Regions from separate parts of the Homo sapiens genome. Here region 2 is linked to region 1. A link is a contact called in ENCODE Hi-C or POLR2A ChIA-PET data. All regions are on one chromosome and are shown on one strand. Each heading gives the region's core, a stretch centred on a gene start or an enhancer-like site at or near the end of the contact. The rest is flanking DNA. Distances are from core to core; before and after follow the strand shown.

Region 1 (6,657 bases), core at 1,836-4,335:
TGATTAAAAACAACAACAACAACAAACACATCAACTAGCCAGGAGCAGTGGTACCTGCCTATAATCCCAGCACTTTAGGAAGCTGAGGCAGGAGGATCGCTTGAGGCTAGGAGTTTGAGACTAGCCTATCATGGCAACATAGCAAGATCCCATGTCTACAAACAAACAAACAAAAATAGCCAGAGGTGGTAGCATGCACCTGTAGTCCCAGCTCCTGGGAAGCCTGAAGCAGGAGGATCTCTTGAGCCTGGGAATTCAAGGTTACAGTAAGGTATGATTGCACCACCGCACTCCAACCTGGGTGACAAAGCAAGACCCTATCTCTCTCTCTCAAAAAAAAAAAAAAAAAATTAACCTTGCACCATTCACAAAGTGACCTGCCTGTGAATGTGTTTTCTGTTGCCCCTCTCCTAACACCCCTTTCAAAATCACCCTTCTCCCACATTGCATCCACATTGGATGAGTTTGTGAGGCTGGAGCCACCATAATGAAATCAGTGTCTTTATAAGAAGAGAAAGAGTAAAGCTCACTGTCTCCATCAGCGATCGTTCAAAAGACAGGAGATCGTCCACCCATCATCCATGTAGAATCTTACCATGCTGCACGGATCCAGTATGGCAAACCCTCAGGGGCACCAAGCAAGGACAACTGTAAACTATTGGTGTTGACAAGCAAATGTCTGGGTAACACATCCTTTTGCACGTAGTTCGAGTCTAGTTCCCTGATCTCAACAATGAAGAAGGATCTCATTGAGTTGAGAGCTGGTAGATCATTAAAACATTTTTTGAAAATGGATTATTTTGTGAATTTTGGCATATGGTTTGAAGCCGAGATGGTGCCACTGCACTCCAACCTGGCAACAGAGCAAGACTCCATCTCAAAAAAAAAAAAAAAAAAAAGACTGACACTGCTATAACAGTACTCATTTCATTCCTGTTTACTTACATATATAAAGAACATTTACTCAGTAGATCTATCAAAGTAAAAAATAGTACTGGTAGCTAATTCTTTTTTTTTTTTTAATGGAGTCTTACTTTGTCACCCAGGCTGGAATGCAGTGTCATGATCCTGGCTCACTGCTACCTCTGCCTCCTGGGCTCAAGCAATTCTCCTGTCTCAGCCTCCCAAGCAGCTGGGATTACAGGTGTACGCCACCACACCTGGCTAATTTTTGTGTTTTTAGTAGAAACAGGGTTTCACCAAGTTGGCCAGGCTGGTCTCAAACTCCTGGTCTCAAGTGATCTGCCTGCTAAAGTGCTGGGATTACAGGCATGAGCCACTGTGCCCTGTCCCTGGAAGCTAATTCTATCCCATTTTAGCAATATGTAAAACAAATTTAAAAACTTTATCTCATTAAATATGCATTTCAGTAAAATTTTATGAAGACTATGTATTGTATACTATCAATAACTGTAATAAGTCAACCTAGAGAAATAAAATTATGCCAAGTGAGTGGAATACAAATAAGAGTTCAAGAAGAAAAAATGAAATTTCTGTCTATTAAGAGGAACTTGTTTGTAGATTTTTAAAGTGGATGATGGAAGGATTAATCACCGTGATATCTAGATTCTATTAGATATATTTAAAATGAAGGATCAGCTTTATTTTTAAAAGTCAATAGTTACAATGTATCAAAAAAGCATATTCTCTGTAACTTTGTAAACTTAACCATGACACATTTTAGAAGTACATCTATAAATGCACCACTTAGTATGCAGTTTTTAGAGTTCTTTGGTAGGGAGTCCCCAGATAAACAGATTTAAAAAACACTGTTTTAGGAATTATAGTTTCTCGTAGAAATTTAATTTTTCATCATATTGCTATGCACACTTGTGCCTTTGATTTATTATTTCATGGCTTCACGTCTGGCCTACACAGTTAAGAGTCTTTGAGGTCTGTGAATTGCCAGTTGCGCAGTGTTTATCAAGCATCTGCTCTGTGTTCAGAATAGTAGAGGACCAAATACGGGACGCAGATTTTCCCATTGAAGAACATTTATTTTATTTAAGGAAAGATGAAAAATAAAAGCAAACCAACAGTAAAGTCCATGTTTAAAAGACAGGTGGACACCTTGTGTTTGAAGATCATTTATCCTCTACTTTAGCTGAAGAATGAACAAAAGCCAGTAAATAATAAAAAAAAAATTCTGACCAAACCAGATTGAACGTATAGACAAAAACCCATAGGTGAAAACATTAACACGCAAAACCTTAAAGATTTATTCAGAACTTATTTACTTATCCATTAAAACAATATTAAGGAGTTGTTTCTCTGTTGTCACAATTAAGATAATATCAAAAGTGAAGAATTATAAAGGAGGTCAGAAATTAACACTTTCCCTCTGTAGGTGGTGTTATGGGCTGTATGCTTGCAGCCCCCAAAATGCATATGATGAAGCCCTACCCTGCAGAGGAGGTGGGTCCTTTAGAAGGTGATTAGGTTTGGATGAGTTTGTGAGACTGGAGCCACCATAATGAAATCAGTGTCTTTATAAGAAGAGAAAGAGTAAAGCTCACTGTCTCCACCAGCGATCGCTCAAAAGACATAAGATTTGTCCATACATTGACCTTGGACTTCCTAGACCCCCTGAATTTCTAGAAAAAAATTTCTGTTGTTTAATCTGCCTGGCCTATGGTATCTTGTCATAGCAGCTCCATCTGACTGAAACAGAACATGAAATGTCTTCTTAACAGTGAAGGAGGAGATGAACGCAGAAAAGACATGAAAGGCAAGGGGTTTTGGCCTGCATGGTATAAGATTGTACACCACATTAGCATCGCTTAGAGTGGAGAAGAATTAATTATAATTAGTATTCATCAAAATAAATGCACTAGATTTAATTTGCTTACCAAGGCAAGAAAGTGTAAAATAACTTTTAAAATATTTCTCTTGAATTTTTTAAAATTTGAAATTAAATTTAAAATTAAACATAGATTAGCTTTTAACTAGAAAATTCTTGTAATGGAACTACTCATTTCTGCATGATCAGCAGGCTCTGTTGCATGTGAATCAGAGGTAAACAATGTGGTTTGGACTAAAGGTTCTCTCTCCTCACCTGGCCTAGGCCTGCCCAAGCAGTCAGTTTTGCACCGTCTTGCAAGGTAACTGGAAATCATGCATAGAAAGCAGCTTACTGCTGTCTAGAATGACTGAGTAAAGAAAGTGGGCTTCTCTTGACCCAACATGAGGTTATGTAGTTTGTGTTCACGCACAGGGAACCAGGCAGAAGCTCTGAGCTCAAAGCTCAGTCTGCTGGCAGTTTGTGCCTTGATTTCTGTGATTGATAATGAGGTCACTGTCCTTTAGCAATAGCCCAGGGGCAGACAAGATCATTTAGCTCAGAGATTCAAAGCACAAGAGATTTTTCAGAGAGGCAAGGAAGTAGGGGGATGAGCGGCTCTGAAGTTTCATTTTTTAAAAAAATCACCTTTAAAAAGTGGTATATGTCAGGCACCTGGCACGGTGGCTTATGCCTATAATCCCAGCACTTTGGGAGGCTGAAGTGGGTAGATCACCTAAACTCAACAGTTTGAGACTAGCCTGGGCAAAATGGCAAAACTCTGACTACAAAAATAAAAATTTGCCAGGCGTGGTGGCCTGCACTGGTAGTCCCGGCTACTCCAGAGGGCGAGGCAGGAGAACTGCTTGAACCTGGGAGGCAGAGGTTACAGTGAGCCGACATCGGGCCACTGCACTCCAGCCTGGGTGGCAGAGCAAGACTCTGTCTTGGGAAAAAAACAAAACAAAACAAAACTGGTATATGTCACAATAGTTCATAACTTGAAGGTAAAAAAAAAAAAAAAAGAAAATGGTATATAATCTGATCATTAAAAATCAAGTAAAATTAGCAAAAATCATATGTAATGATAAGCACTTGACATTTTGATGTGTGGCTCTTACCAGTCTTTTGTTTTCTTTATGTATATTATAACTACATAGCTACTTATGTATGCCTGTGTCTGCACGTGTGCATACTTGTGTGTGTGCATGCATGTTTGCACATGTGCCTGCATGTGTGTGTAGGATTCGTATTGTAAACTTTTTTTTGTTTAGCAATACATCATGAACATTGTTCTATGCCATTAAATATTCTTCCATATCATAGCTTTGAGTGGTACATAGCATTACGATGTAATTATGTATCGGGATTTACTTAACCCATCCCTTTTTACTGAACACTTGGTTGGTTCGTTTTTCATTTTGTTTTAGTTTTGTTGCTATGATAAACACCTTAATCATAAAAAAATGCATGCTAATGGATGAGTGGTAGTTTTATTCTTGTTCCTTCTCATGTCTGTCCAGACGTTTGCAGAGTGAATTGTCTTTGATCATTTGTGGATTGAAGTTTCTTATTCTGGTGATCCCCAGAGGATGGCCTGTCCCATCCCTTCTTTTCTATTAGGGTTGGTGGTAAAGGGAACTTGAGGAGAGTTAAGAAGTGAGACTGGAGAGAGCCCCAGGGGAAAACATAGCACAGTTCTCAGGAACCGAATTGACAGCAGATCTGGGTAAGTTCAAAAACTCACATCATGTAGGAGGTCAAGACTTTAACAGCAGGAGGGGGATTGAAAGTCCTAGAAATAGATACTGAAATTTTTTTAACTGAAGAAATTGAGAAGAAGAGATAAAGGAACTTGATCGTAGAGTCCCAGGGGGTCTATTAACCCCTCACTCCATGACACAAAAAGATGCCCAAGAAGCTCCCGTATCAATCCCAAAGGATGACTAAATGTGCCTGAGCCAGAGCAGCCCAGAACCACTGGTGAGTTCTGGGAAAGAAGCCTCGGGTAGGAAGGCAGAGAGGAAGATTCGCTGTGTTCCAGACATTGGCACAGGAGTGCTCCCTTGTTTTTTAATCATTGTAGCCCCATCTCCAGGTGTCAAGTAGGAGCCAGTATCAGAAGTGAGCTCTGTAACCTGCTGCTTCTGAATTTTCCGTGGTATCCACAAATCGTTGTTGAAGATGCTCACGTAAGCCACCCAGCCTGTGGAGAGATGGTCAGTGTCTAATCCTTAAGTTCTATGTGCTCTGCATGAACTCGCCCACCTCTCTGGAAGAGAAATGTAGCAGGGTGGTGAGTGAGGAGTCAGGCCTTTCTGGAAGCTTTGCGCCCTATACCAATCCATGCAGTAGTATGTTGGTGCCATGGTTTGGAAGTTTGTCCCCTCCAAATCTTAGGTTGAAATTTGATCATCAGTGTTGGAGGTGAGGCCTAATGAGAGGTATTTAGCTCTAGGGGGTGGATCCCTCATGAACAGCTTGCCATTTCCATGGTGGTGAGTTCTCATTCTATTAGTTCCCACAAGAGCTGGTTGTTGAAAGGAGCCTGGCACCTCCCCGCCCTGCCACCTCCCCTTTCTTTCTCTTGTTTCCTCACGTGCCATGTGATCTCTGCACAGACAGTTCCCTTTTACCTTCCATTGTGAGTGGATGCAGTCTGATGCTGTCACTAGATGCCCAAATTTGAACCTTCCAGCCAGCATAATCATGAGATGAATAACGCTGTTTTCCTTATAAATTACCCAGCCTCAAGTATTTGTTTGTATTAACACTAAGTGAATAAAGACAGTTTGTAAATGTTTAACAATTGGAGGACAATAATTATCCTTCAATGCCCAACTTTCTTTTGGATATTTCCTCTAGCTCTCCTGGTATAAAATAAGAGGGCCGCCCCCGATACTCCCATAATACCATGGAACTATCTCTTTCCTTTACTGTATAATATAGAATTGTGATTATTTGCTTAAAGTCTGTTTCCCTTCCCAAGCTGTGAGTTCCTGGAAGGGAGAGCCCAACCACCTCTGTCTTCAGCCCTGGATGCAGTGTCTGGCACGTGGTCAGCCTTCATTCATATTTGTTAGATATATGTGAATAAATGAATTAACTAAACTGTAGGTTAACAAGAGAGACCAGAATATTCATAAGAACACTTTTAGCCTCAGGTTAGTAAAGATACTATTCAAAATGGTTTAAATAATAAGATGTTTATTATTTGACAAAAAATAGTTCAGAGGTGGGAAAAGTTCCAGGGATGGATTCATTCAGCACCTCAGCAAAGTTCTCAAGGAGCCAGGTCCATTCTGTCCTCCTCCTGTGCTATCCTTCACCTGTTTGCTTTTATCAAAAGGTAGCAAAAGAGTTATGTATGACAGCAAAGAAGGTGGCAGCAGCTCCAGGCATCACATCCATATATCACAATGTCCACAGGCTAGAAGAGAGACCCTCTCTCTCTTTTTTTAACCTCAAAGTAATCTCCCTCAGAAACATTTCCCTCTTTCTTCCCAAATAGATTTCCCTTCATTTGTTAAAAAAAATAAAAATACAAGAATTGACTTGGACTAATTAAAATTTTCAGGGGTGGGGGGATGTCTGTCTGGTAGGCAACCAGTCAGTTGTCACATATACAGTCAATAAAGATAAGATATTGAACTACCATCCACATGATCAAGCTGCATCCATCTCAGCTATACAAGGACTGTTGAACATTAGAAAATTTCTTAATGTAATTTGTGATGCTAATTAATTGTAAGAAATATATATATAAATAAAATCATCTTAACTTTAAAAATCATGTGATAAAATTCAACACCTGCTCAAAAATCCTTTAGACATCAGAAAAATGTGCCTAGAATCACTCTTACTGTGCAAAATTGTTC
Region 2 (6,657 bases), core at 1,755-4,254, 53 kb before region 1:
CTCCCTGACCCCTTTTACTTCCCGAGTGAGGCAATGCCTCGCCCTGAGTCGGCTGGCGCACAGTGCACGTACCCACTGGCCTGCGCCCACTGTCTGGACTCCCTAGTGAGATGAACCCGGTACCTCAGATGGAAATGCAGAAATCACCCGTCTTCTGCGTTGCTCACGCTGGGAGCTGTAGACCAGAGCTGTTCCTATTCGGCCATCTTGGCTCCTCCCCCGGCTGGTCTTGAACTCTTGGCCTCAAGTGAGCTTCCTGCCTTGGCCTCCCAAAGTGTTGAGATTACAGGTGGGAGCCACCTCTCGGGGCCTAAGAGTTTTCTTATATATCAGCAATAACTAATTCTAATGTAATTGGGGAAAAGAGCCCATCCACAATGCCCTGCAAATATCAGAAATCTCTAGGAATAAACATGGCAAGAAATGTATGAGATGCCTTTGTGGAAAACTGTGGAACTGGCGGGGTGCGGTGGCTCACGCTAGTAATCCCAGCACTTTGGGAGGCCGAGGCAGGTGGATCACCTGAGGTCAGGAGTTCCAGACAAGCCTGGCCAACGTGGTGAAACCCTGTTCTCTACTAAAAATACAAAAATTAGCCGGGCGTGGTGATTCGTGCCTGTAATCCTAGCTATTTGGGAGGCTGAGGCAGGAGAATGGCTTGAACCCAGGAGTCGGAGGTTACAATGAGCGGAGATTGTACCTTTGCACTTCAGCCTAGGCAACAAGAGCGAAAGTCCGTCTCCAAAAAAAAAAAAAAAAAGAAAAAAAACCTGGAACTTTAGGAAAAAAAACATAGAAGACCCGAATAAATGAAAGGATGCCATGTTCTGTAATGGGAAGGTTCAAAACTTTAAAAATGTTAATGCAAACCAATGTTAAAAGACTAGATGCAACTGGCTTGCCTTCCCAGATATCCAAATATATGTTAAAAGCTAGGGTAATTAAAATAGTGCAATATTGTTGTAGAAATAGGAAAACTGTCAATCAAATAGCTAGAATGTGTATGAGAATTTAATATATAGTTAAAGAGATAATTCAAATTAGTAGCAGAAAGAATATACCATTTAATGGTGTGGGAACCATGAGATATAGCTAGATCCATTCCTTATGCCATATAGGTCAGTGAATTATGATTGGATTAAAATTCAAATCTGAAAATCAAGACAGTAAAAGTACTGGAGGTAAATTTAGAAGAATTATTTTCTAGTTTTGGAGTAGTTTAAAGTTACTCATGTGAGACACAAAACTCAAACTAAAAGGAAAGAAGGTATTTGACTAATACTGACTTTGGAAATAGTTGAATGAGAAGCAGGGAACTTTTCAGTTCATTATTCTTTATATATGCTGTATACACACACACACACGTATTTTAAAGGAACTGTTCACTATACATGTAATTTGTTTTGAGACGGAGTCTCGCTCTGTCGCCCAGGCTGGAGCGCAGTGGCGCGATCTTGGCTCACTGCAAGCTCCGCCTTCCGGGTTCACACCCTTCTCCTGCCTCAGCCTCCGGAGTAGCTGGGACTACAGGCACCCGCCACGGTGCTCGGCTAATTTTTTTTGTATTTTTAGTAGAGACGGGGTTTCACCGTGTTAGCCAGGATGGTCTCTATCTCCTGACCTGGTGGTCCATCCGCCTGCGCCTCCCAAAGTGCTGGGATTACAGGCGTGAGCCACTGCGCCCGGCCCTATACATGTTATTTTTTAAAAACAAGAGAACTTTAAAAAATGTGACAAAAACGTACATCAAAAAATGTATACTTCTTCAGACCTTGAAGAAATATATTCTACATTTTTACAGCAGACATTAATGAACCTTTAGTCCTGTGTGTCTGTGGCTGACTGCCACAATTACTACTTGAGACCGTCACTATGACAGTTATTACTGTTACTACTTGAGACCGTCACTACGACAGTTATTGTTACTACTTGAGACCGTCATTACAGGACTGAACGAAAGGACAAACGTAGAAATGATTAAAAAAATCTGTTTTAAAGGAAGGGGAAACCGGGAAGAAGGGAGCTCCCTGCTTCTAGTGAGCGAAGGCAGCCCCCCGAGCTTCCACAGCCCTTCGCATTCATTGGGAGAATGAGCAGGGAGGAGGCCCTAAGACTGGTCAGCTGTTTGATTATCACAAGTTCTCATTACTAACAGGCTTCAGTTGTGTCTAATCCTAAACACTTGCACCTGGGTGGTGACTGCCCTCAGCAGTCCTTCTGGGCGGCAGACACAGGTTGTCAGTTTGCCAACACCCTGCTCTCATGAGAAACAGTTTGCTGCTTACTCACGTGGCCTCCAGTGGTATACTGAGTTGATCACGACCCTCAATCTTTCGGCCCCTAAGAGCCGCAGGGGGGTGGGGAGGTGCCAGGCTGCTGAGGCCTTTGGGTTCCTAGGCTGCTGGCATTTTAAAACCACCACTGTATTCCACCTCCCCTTGGATAACACGCAGAAACAGGCCAAGAAGAAATTACCTGCTGTTGGTTATTTCTATTTCAAATGAATACTAGCTGAACATTTACTAAATGACATTGTCAGGTTTCAGCAAAAGCGGCCTGTAATAGTTGGGTGAGGACAGGGAAAGACTTTGAAATGGGCAGAAAAGATTACGGGATGTCCTGCAGGTTCAGTGTGCTTTGGCCTATTTTTCAACTGTCTAAATTTTCGCCGCCAAAGTCGCCAAAACCGCCTTCGCCGCAGCTGCAGCCAAAGCCTCCTCCTCCTCCTCTTCCTTCTCTCTCCTCCCTCACCTCCTCCTTCCTTCTAGGAAGCTTACTGGAGTGAAACTTGAACGTTTTCAAAAAAAAATCATTAACGCAAATGATTCTTGTCCAAAGAAACAGAAATAATAGAAGTGTGAAGGGGCGTGGGAGGGGGTTGAGATGTGCCGCGTTCAGGCCCGGGGCACCGGCGAGGGTGGGCGTGTGAGCGGGGGGTGGGGGCGTTAACGGTGTCTTCTCCCCACAAATGAAAGAGAAATAGTAAATTCTCCTGCGGGTGGCGAATCAGGAGGGAAGGTGGAGCCCACAATCTTTGCAAACTCTCTGGGGAGCCAGGGGTTGGTAGCTGGGAAGACTTGGGTGGTGACCCTGGGGGAGGGGAAGGGGCCGGGGAGCGGGGAATGGGGGCAGCCCCTGGGGAGGAATGGGAGAGGGAGGAGGACGCCAGGGGCACAGGGACAGCCTCCGGGGCGGGGCGCGGCGCCAGCCTAGCCCGAGGATGGAGGCTGAGGCCGCCTGTTGAGTCACAGGTAAGGGGAGCCGCTCTGGCCAGGCCCAGGGCCGCCCTCGTTCCTCCCGGAGCGCAGCGACAGCTCCTCCCCGCGTCTCGGGTTTCAATGGCTGGGCCTGCCCGAAAGCTCTGGGCCCCCGCGTCCCAATTTTTTCTTTATTTTTGAAGGATAATATTGCTGGACATAGAATTCTTTGTTGACATTGGTCAGCTCTTTGAATATGTCATCCAGTATCTTCTGGCCTCCGTGGTTTATGGTGAGAAATCAGCTTACTGAGGATCCTTGAACATGACTTGTCTCTCTCTCGTGCTTTCAAGATTCTCTCAACAGTTTGATTATGATGTGTCTGACTGTGTATCTCTTTGAGTTTACTCTACTTGCAGTTTGTTGAGCTTCTTAGATATGTAGATTGATGTTTTCCATCAAGTTTGGGAAGTTTTGATTCGTTATTTCTTCAAATATTCTTTCTATCCCTTTCTCTGTCTCCCTTCTTTCTGAAGTTCTTCTAATCTACATCTTGCTTTGTTGCTGATGTCCCAAAGGCCTCCAAAGCTGTGTTCATTTTCTTTCTTCTTGTTCTTCAAACTAGATAATATCAATTGACCTATCTTCAAGTTTGCTATACTCTCTTCTGCTTCTTCAAATTTTGTGCTCAGCTCCTATAGTGAAATTTTCATTTTAGTTGTACTTTTTAACTCCAGAATTTCTATAAATTTTTCAAAAATATGTAATTTCGATCCCTTTGTGAATATTTGCATTTGGTGAGACATTGTTTTCATAATTTACTGCAGTTGTTTAGACACACATTCTGTTAGCTCTTGGAGCACATTTAAAATAACCAATTTTAAAGTATTTTCTAGTAAGACTAAAGTCTGTACTTTCTCGGAACCGTTTCTATTAGTTGCTTAATTTCCTATTATAGAGCCATACTTTGTTTCTTTACATGCCTTGTAATTTCTGTTGATGACTACTTAAAATAATACATTGTGACACCTCTTAAAATCATTATCTCCCTCCCCAGAGTATATTGTTGGTGCTGCAATTTTTTAGCTGTTTTGTATATTTAATAATTTTTTTGAACTAATTCTACAAAGTCTGTACTCTTTGTTACTTGTGGCAACTGAAGTCTCTATTTGGTTAGCTTGGTTGTTGAGTAAGGATAGGACAGAGATTTCTGTAAATACCAGAAACCAGTAAATCTCCAAGTCAGGTCAAATACAGACAATCTTGCATGTGGAGTCTTCCAGAGTATTACCAGACAGGTCTGACGAGACAGTTCCGAAAGGACAAATCTTTGGGAATGAGGCTTTAAAAACAGCTTCATTCTGCTCACTCTGGTGGCTCCAGTACCGCTCCAGGAATGTGGGGTGTCATTTTTCAAGGCCACTGCAGGAAAGGAAAGTGAGGCATGAGAGTGAATCAAGGTAAAATGCCACAAAGCTTACTGTTCTTATTGAGAATTGGCTGGTTTTCTTAAATACATGCTTCTTGAGTTGCTACAAGTCTTTGGTCAATTTCTAGAGGTCAATTTCTAGAGTTCTGGAAAAGTTGATTCTAATAATCTTTGCCAACTTTCTCCTTGTTTCTGTGGAGAACAGAAGTTTTGTTAGTCTTTATTTCCATCATTTATGCTGACTTCACTCCTTGATTTTTAAAAAATTAATGATCTAAATAATAGTCATATCTCTCTGTATGAAGAACAGAGTGCTCTGGAATATGATTTTTGGGGGGGTTCACATCCTGGCTTTGCTACTTACGGGTTTGTGGCCTTTGGCAAGTTACTTGTCTGTGTATCAGCTTTCTTTTATGAACTGGGCATATTAATAGTACTCATCTCATAGGTTGGTTGTGACTATATAAAATGAGTTAATATGTGGAGAGTTCCTATAAGGATGCTTAGTACAGAATAAACATTTGGTGAATCTTACCTGTTAAAACAGCTACTCTAAATTTTCACTACAATTCCACACAGTTGATAGGCCGCCGCCTTCTTCCTCCTCCTCCTCTTCCTCCTCCTCTTCCTCCCCTTCCCTTCCCCTCCCCTTTCCCTCTTCCTCCTCCTCCCTTTTCCTCTCCCTCTCCTTCTACTTCTTCTTCTGCTCCTCTTCCTCTTCCTCTCCTTCTTCCTCCTCTTCCTCTTCTTCAACCGAGCTACCCAGGCTGTAGTGCAGTGGCGCTATCTTGGCTCACTGCAACCTCCACCTCCTGGGTTCAAGCAGTTCTCCTGCCTCAGCTTCCTGACTAGCTGGGACTACAGGCACGCACCACCACGCCTGGCTAATTATTTTTTTTTTTTTGTATTTTTAGTAGAGATGGAGTTTCACCTTGTTGACCAGGCTGGTTTCAAACTCCTGACCTCAAGTGATCTGCCCACTTAAGCCTCTCAAATTGCTAAGATTACAGGCGTGAGCCACTGCGCCTGGCCCTGATAGGCCAACTTCTAAACTGAGATTGATAGAATTATTTACTGAAGTCACAGAGGTAGTGAGTAATTGATTCAAGCAACCTTGAAGAGTTGCTGCATGAATTAGAGATAATGTGTAAAATTTTAAGCTCATACTTAGATGCTGCTCATTCAATGGGAACCAGTCCTACAAATTATGGCTCTAGTATTTTCTCCATAGTGGGTGAACAGTACATAGTTCCTTGACTGTTTAATTTTTTTAGATGAGTATATGTATTTATATTTAAATGTATCTTGCAGTTGCATGAGGGTTTTGCTGAAACTTTTCTTCTGTTCAATATCCAGGTTTTGGCAGAGTTCAAAGACTGGGAAGCAAAGTTCAGCCATGTTGGGCCTTTGGGCTCATAGATGAGCAAGGGTACCCCAATATGAGGGCTCAGCAAATTCTGGAACTTATCAGTTCTGAAGACCTTTAGAGGAGAAGGAGACAAGTAAAAGGTATTTCAAAGCACAGTGAATGGGATAAAAGCAGGGATCAGGAGTAGCTAAAAATGGAACAGGTGGCTTACATAAATACCAGCTGTGCATTATGGTCGATTTTATTGCCAGTTTGTAATGTTGTCCATGGCTATTTTACAACAGTTTTCTTTATTCCTGACATTGTTGTAAATCTTGCTGTAAAATTGCTCTAATGCAGCAGAAAGGCTATGAAATGAAATGGGAACTCCAAGGATCAGTTGATTGTAGTGGAATGGAAGGGAGGCTGAGGATGCCTAGAGAGAAAATAAAGGAAAGCTGGGGGAAAAAATTAGTGGGTCAAATATCTCATTATGTATGAGAATTTGTCCTCTTAAGTCAGTTTAATTGTGAGCAAGAGCAGATAGCACTTTTAGGATGAATCCACCAGGTGGCACCATCGAAAACATTTCTTAGAAGGCCTCTTTGTCTAGATTCTTAGAAGAAGTTAGTAAACCTGTGATTTTTAGAGGTGGAAACAATACTTCTCATTTTTGGAGGGGG

The links. Hi-C counts contacts between places; a loop is a spot of excess contacts on that map. ChIA-PET counts read pairs that join two places held with the same protein, here RNA polymerase II (POLR2A). Pooled maps may share reads with other maps.
Region 2: POLR2A ChIA-PET joins it to region 1 with 13 read pairs in BJ. The contact joins the promoter of LINC01582 here to the enhancer-like site in region 1. A Hi-C loop is called at or near these places in 5 of 168 maps with a recorded cell type or tissue (adrenal gland, endothelial cell of hepatic sinusoid, endothelial cell of umbilical vein and 2 more) and 5 of 50 pooled maps. POLR2A ChIA-PET finds 5 or more read pairs at or near these places in 2 of 52 experiments (BJ and MCF 10A).

Annotation. Positions count from the first base shown.
Region 1 is chr15:98,032,264-98,038,920 of GRCh38, reverse strand. No RefSeq gene overlaps it. Among named protein-coding and RNA genes, the nearest start is that of LINC02251, 33 kb to the right of the region's middle. Within about 2 kb of position 3,085, at least 3 of the 41 ENCODE cell types and tissues checked have a DNase peak (open chromatin) inside an H3K27ac peak, as active enhancers do.
Region 2 is chr15:98,085,100-98,091,756 of GRCh38, reverse strand. LINC01582 (long intergenic non-protein coding RNA 1582) reads left to right here and starts at 3,004. Exons shown (of 4, transcript NR_120325.1): 1 at 3,004-3,059; 2 at 5,983-6,135.